2 separate regions of the Mus musculus genome follow, and region 2 is linked to region 1. Evidence: chromatin loops called from intact Hi-C (ENCODE). Cell type or tissue: heart. All regions are shown on one strand. Links, peaks and the distances in the headings refer to the core of each region. The heading gives the core; the rest is flanking DNA. Region 1 overlaps Matn2 (matrilin 2). Region 2 overlaps Gm41290 (a long non-coding RNA gene).

The links. Hi-C counts contacts between places; a loop is a spot of excess contacts. Peaks named below come from ENCODE experiments on the same cell type or tissue, not always from the same donor. Only the 100,000 strongest peaks of a DNase experiment are listed, where the experiment ranks them.
Region 2: a loop joins it to region 1, with 4 times the contacts of the local background. A loop is called at or near these places in 8 of 42 quality-filtered maps.

The regions. Positions count from the first base shown.
Region 1 is chr15:34,427,829-34,430,746 of GRCm38, forward strand. It overlaps Matn2 (matrilin 2), which reads left to right. Exons shown (of 19, transcript NM_001358780.1): 14 at 606-1,019. Among named protein-coding and RNA genes, the nearest start is that of Rpl30, 14 kb to the right of the region's middle. In heart, for the core only: a CTCF peak has its summit at 1,162 (motif pointing left); a DNase peak (open chromatin) is centred at 993.
Region 2 is chr15:34,020,619-34,023,536 of GRCm38, forward strand. It overlaps Gm41290 (a long non-coding RNA gene), which reads right to left. Exons shown (of 3, transcript XR_875114.2): 3 at 1,542-2,124. Among named protein-coding and RNA genes, the nearest start is that of Gm41290, 16 kb to the right of the region's middle. In heart, for the core only: a CTCF peak has its summit at 1,572 (motif pointing left); no DNase peak of the experiment used is centred there.

The DNA of each region.
Region 1 (2,918 bases), core at 115-2,614:
GGAAATGGCTGAGGAGAAACTAAGCATATCTTCTTCTGTCAGTCAAAACATTAGCACTCATGTATCTGAGCCTCCAGCAATAAAGCAAAAGGAACTGCCAAGGTCTAGCCTAATCCAGTGGTTCTCAACCTGTGGGTCATGACTCCTGTAAGGGTTGACAGAACCTTATAATCATAGCAGTAGCAACATTACAGTTTTGAATATAGTTTTATGGTTGGGGGTCAACACAACCTGAGGAACTGTATTAAAGGGTCACGTCATTAAGAAGGTTGAGGACCACTGGTCTAATCCTTTACTGTACTCTGTGCACAGTAAAGGTCTTGCTGCCAGTAATCAGTGTGTGATTTCCTTTACAACGTGTGTATACTGTGTAGCTTATTTAGGGAAATTACTGGTGTTAGTAATTGGGAACTCACAAATAGAAGAGTATCTGGGAAAATGGTAATTGTGATATCCCCACCTGCCTATCCTGTGTACTAGCTGAAGAACAAAAACCCGGCTCTCTAAGTTCACCTATGCCTCCTGCTGAAGTATGCTTTTTTATCCTTTGTATACACATGTTCTCTAACTTTTTAACCATGTGACCTTTCCTTTCATTCCTATAGGATGCACTGAAGGCCCAATTGACCTGGTCTTTGTGATTGATGGATCCAAGAGCCTTGGAGAAGAGAACTTTGAGACTGTGAAGCACTTTGTCACTGGAATCATAGATTCCTTGGCAGTTTCCCCCAAAGCTGCTCGTGTGGGGCTGCTGCAGTATTCCACACAGGTCCGAACAGAGTTTACCCTGAGGGGCTTCAGCTCAGCCAAGGAAATGAAGAAAGCCGTGACCCACATGAAATACATGGGCAAAGGCTCTATGACTGGGCTGGCCCTGAAACACATGTTTGAGAGAAGTTTTACCCAAGTAGAAGGGGCCAGGCCCCCCTCCACGCAGGTACCCAGAGTAGCCATCGTGTTCACCGACGGACGGGCTCAGGATGATGTCTCTGAGTGGGCCAGTAAAGCCAAGGCCAATGGTAAAATGGGATGGAGGTGTGGTTTATATTACTCAAAGTTTGGGTCTTTTAGATTCACAGCTGGTCTTAATGATTGAGCAACCAATAATTGTTGGCTAAGCCATTAAAAATACACCTTGGCAATACTGCCACCTACAGGCCATAATGGGACCCTGGTGATAACTAAATAAAATGGCCTCACAGCCTGGGTAATCGGATTTACCACCTAGTGTGTGAAGTTCAGTAGAGATAATCACCTCAGCAAGTGTTATTTAACTACAACATACAAGTGTTTTAATGCCCTGGTATGTTTCCTCCAGAGTCACCTGAAGAATTTTTTTAAAGATGGATTTCTGGTGGCAACTTTACTGACACTTTTAACTTTTTTTATTTTTATTTTCACATGCATTGGTGTTTTGCCTACATGTGTGTCTCTATGAGGGTGTGAGGTCCCCTAGAAATGAAGTTAGGGACAGCTTTTATCTACCATATGGGTGTGGGAATTGAACCCAGATCTTCTGGAAGAGCAGCACCTAACCACTAAAACATCACCCGGAACCAAGACACTTTAAAAAAAAAATGGAGAAGAGGAGGAAGAGGGAGGGAGGGATTGGGGAGGAAGGGGGAAGAAGGGGATGGGGTGGGGGAAGAGAGAGAGAAGCAAAGAAACAAAGAGGAAAGATTCTCTTTCCAGTTCAGGCTGACCTGAAACACTCGATGTAGCACAGAACAGCTTCAAACTCATTGCCTCAGCCTCCCTAGTACTTGAACTACAAGCATGAATAGATTTTTGATCAAGTCTTTAAGTGAATATTCTGAAGTCATGAAGTCTTTGGATAGAGACCTATGTTGGCAGAAACCTGGCTTTTGAAAAGAACAAAGTTGAATGGGTCCAAGTTCCTATTGCTCCGCAAAGCTCAACTCTTTCTCTGGGGTTTTCCTGACTTTGTGTATTCTACAGGGAGGGTTTGAAGGATGACTTTATTTGCATAGATGTGGAAGAGTGTGGCCTTTGATTCATGAGAGGCCAAAAGCCAGGATGGGTGTTGGAGCTAGTTCATGATGATTATATATGGATTTCATCTGGTGCGATGAGAAGACTCAAGGTCGTAAAGCAGCCTGCTTCCAAGCCAACCTCCTTCAAGTACTGAAGGCGCATTGCTAAGAAGAAGAATGCACGCAGTCCCATGGGAGATTCTCTAGAATCTGTGCCTAAATGGGCCCAGATGTAGATGACTGACAGTTGCTCAGTCTATAAAAAACAGGAGTACTCTTGGATCTATTAGCAAACTCCATCCTCCCTCACAAAATTGCTGATGGTTTCCAAACCATTTTTTTTTAATGAAAGAGTCCATTTTATAGGCTTTTCTTACCTCAGTGTTCAGTCTTTCCCTGACCAAGAGTGAGGGAGCCTTTAGAGTTGTCTATCCCCAGGATCGCCTGATCTTAGTAGTTTATAAAACCGGTTGTTCACTCTAGACTAGCTTGCTAGAGCTCAAGTATAACCCATAAGCCCTGGTAGACTGCATTCTTAAAAAGTACTAGGCAAGAGTCTTTTCCTCCCAAAACAGTAATTGTCCTTTTATTAGATTCATTGAAACTAACCCACCTTACATTTCCACATTCAAATTGCTTCAAATTGCCCAACGACAGCTAGTAAAAGCAGATTATTTAGTTCTTGAATCAGCCAGGCTTATCCAAAATGACATCCTCTTAATGAATTCAGTTTCTCTGGGCGAAACTAAATATGACCTTGAACAAGCAGTTTCCCTCTTGGGAATGCTCCTTTGAAATTTCAGGAAGATATTTTAAGTTTCTTCTTTATCCTGACTGGGAATTCCAGTGGTCTGCAGACTCACCTCTTTATCTTTTCATTTCTGTTCAAGACAATGCCCCACCCCACCCATCCATTCAAGAAAG
Region 2 (2,918 bases), core at 255-2,754, 410 kb before region 1:
TGTCCACAGCTTATGCAATGCTACAGAATCATACTCAAGCTTTGTATGTGCTGAGGAATCACTCTGCCAACTGAGCTAGATATCAATTCCCTGTATATTTTTATATTTTCCAAAAGAACAAAGAAGCAGTAATAGCCCAAACTTCTTATCTCAGCATTTGGGCATAGAAGCCAAAAGGTCATCACAAGTTCAGGCCAACCTGGTATTAATAGAAAGTTCTAGGCTGACCAGAGCTACACAGCAAAACCCTATCTCAAAAACAACAGCAAAAAAAGAAAAAAAAAGAAAAAAAATAAGAAAAATAGAGAAAAAGGAAAGGAAAGGGGGGTGAAGATGGACAATAAATTATAATTTCTACTCAACTCATTACACGCCTTATTTTAAATGTTATAGGATAAATGCCTAGATCATAGCAGGAACATACACTAATTATAGGTTCAAGTTTTTAAACGTTTGGGAGAACTTCTTAAACTGGGCCTATCTATATTTAAAATAATAATAATGATCACAAAACGAAATGCATATATCTTATGAACCAGCAAGTCAAAATCAAGTCTTTAAAGGTTGCTGGGAAATACTCGAAGAGGGCAAGACTCCATCCAAATGCATATGGTATTTGTGATAAAAAGAAAAAAAAAAAAAAAAAACCTCTAAGTCCCACCTGCCCAGGAACTAGGTAACTCTCTGGAATGCTGGGAATTATAGATCTTGGGAAATAACAAAACCTCATGGGAAAGTATGATGGCCAATAGGTTTCTCCTTATAGGCTCCCTGTAACACGTGACTTGAGGCCATTCTCAGACGGGGAATTCTTGCTTTAGATTTGACCCAAAACAGTGGAGTTGTTTTTTTCTAGTGATTCGCAAGGTTAACAATGGGAGGCTGTGTAGGCATAAAATGCAAATGCTTCTGGGAGAGGCCACATCACAGCCAGCACATGGGAACAAGGGTCTGTAAAATAAACAGCAAACACCAGTCCAGAAATGGATGATACCTTAAAAGATGATCTAAGTAAAACTTTCAGGAGAAGTAGAACAAATGAAAGGCATGCCATTGTCCCAAAAACAATAAAAGTGTATTTCTTTATTCCAAGCAGCTACCACCGTTGTCCCGTGCCTTCGAATACAAAGTAACATTTGAGGTTTTTTTGTTTGTTTGTTTTGTTTTGTTTGTTTGTTTGTTTGTTTGTTTGTTTGAGACAGTCTCACTATGAAACCCTGGCTGGCTTGGAACTCTCTATGTAGGCCAGGTTGGCCTGACACTCACAGAGATCCCCCGCCCTCAGATTCCCGGATGCGAGGATTAAAGACCTGCACCATCACCGCCCCAGACTGTCTTGTGGTGGTGGTGGCTGTGTCTGTTTTACACTGCCCATCATTTCTAGAAACAAGTGATTGCAGCTCCAGCTGCCGGCGTGAGGGTTAAAGCCCGTTCAGGCAGTTGAATCTCTGAAGAAGACAGGGTGCAGTGATTAGGAGGGCCAATGCTATCCCTTCACGCCTTTGGCTTATTCAGGTTGCTGGTGTTGCAAACCCATTTCTTTCCCTCAATGAGGGCGCCATCTGGTGGGAGAAACGGGCAAAGTGAGGCGCCACTGGGGAAATGCAAATCCAAAGTTAATCAAATAAACTAGCCACATTCTGAGAACTCAAAGGCCACATGTTGCTAGTGGCTACAATTCCAGAAAGTACAGACATAGTATCATAGAAAGGCATTGCCTGGGAAGCACTTCAGTTCCAAAGACTTTACAGGTGGCTTTTTGAAAGCTCAGATGCCTCAAAATGCGTGAGCTGGAGAGACTATTCAGCAGTTTTGAACTCTTACACACGATCAGAGTTTAGTCCCCAACAGTCATTCACATGACAGTTCCATTATAGCTCCAGTTCCACAAAATCTGATGTCCTCTTCTGGTCAGTGGTGATTTCAATGGGAGCGGCTCCCATGTTTGAACGCTTAGTCCCCAGCTGGTGAAAGGTTCGACTCAGAATGCAAAGAAAACAAGGTGCTTATAACTGTGTCTTTTGTAACATCCCAGAGCTAGGAAGAGACGATGTCAGAACGGCATCTGTCCATTCATCTTAAAGACCTCACTGAACCATGAAGTCCAACTTACAAAGGCTGACCCTGAGGAGAAAGTAGAGAGATGGACATACTTGAGCACAAGGGTCTCAGAGGAGGATATTCTTTCCTATGAGAGGGAAAGATGCACAGCCATGAAAAGACTGGGAAGAACCTCCTGCCTCACATCCTGCCTTTGGTGGTCCTGGGAAGGGGAGAATAAAAGACTACAGAGGGAATGATGGCATTGTTGTGATGGTGGTGGTTGTGGTTTTGGTTTGCTTTTTCTCTTTTGTTGTTGGTTTTGGTTTTGGTTTTGGTTTTGGTTTTGGTTTTGGTTTTGGTTTTGGTTTTGGTTTTGGTTTTGGTACAGGGTTTCTCTGTGTAGCCCTGGCTGTCCTGGAACTCGCTTTGTAGACCAGGCTGGCCTCAAACTCAGAAATCCACCTGCCTCTGCTTCCCAAGTGCTGGGATTAAAGGCATGCGCCACCACGCCCGGCCGGTTTCTCATTTTTATAGGATTGAATTACATTTTTTGTAAGACCAAGAGAGGGAAACAGGATCTTGAAAAATGTAGGAGACATGGAAGAGGTTTTTAGCAGTGTCATAAATGCTGAGTGAGTAGGGAGAAGGGTAGAGGTGGAACCGAGGCCAGGGTCTCAGAATAAAATGGGAAGGTGCAGGGGGTAAGGGAGAAGAAAGGAGACAAGGAGGAGAAAGATAGAAAGCCACAGGAAGGAGATGCCCTATGGAAGTGTCTCCTACAGTTTGCATGAGGAAAGGGAGGCACTTGCTTGCTGTGGTGGTTATCTCTATCAGCTTGATACAACCCAGAATCACGTAGAGGAGAGCCTTAATAA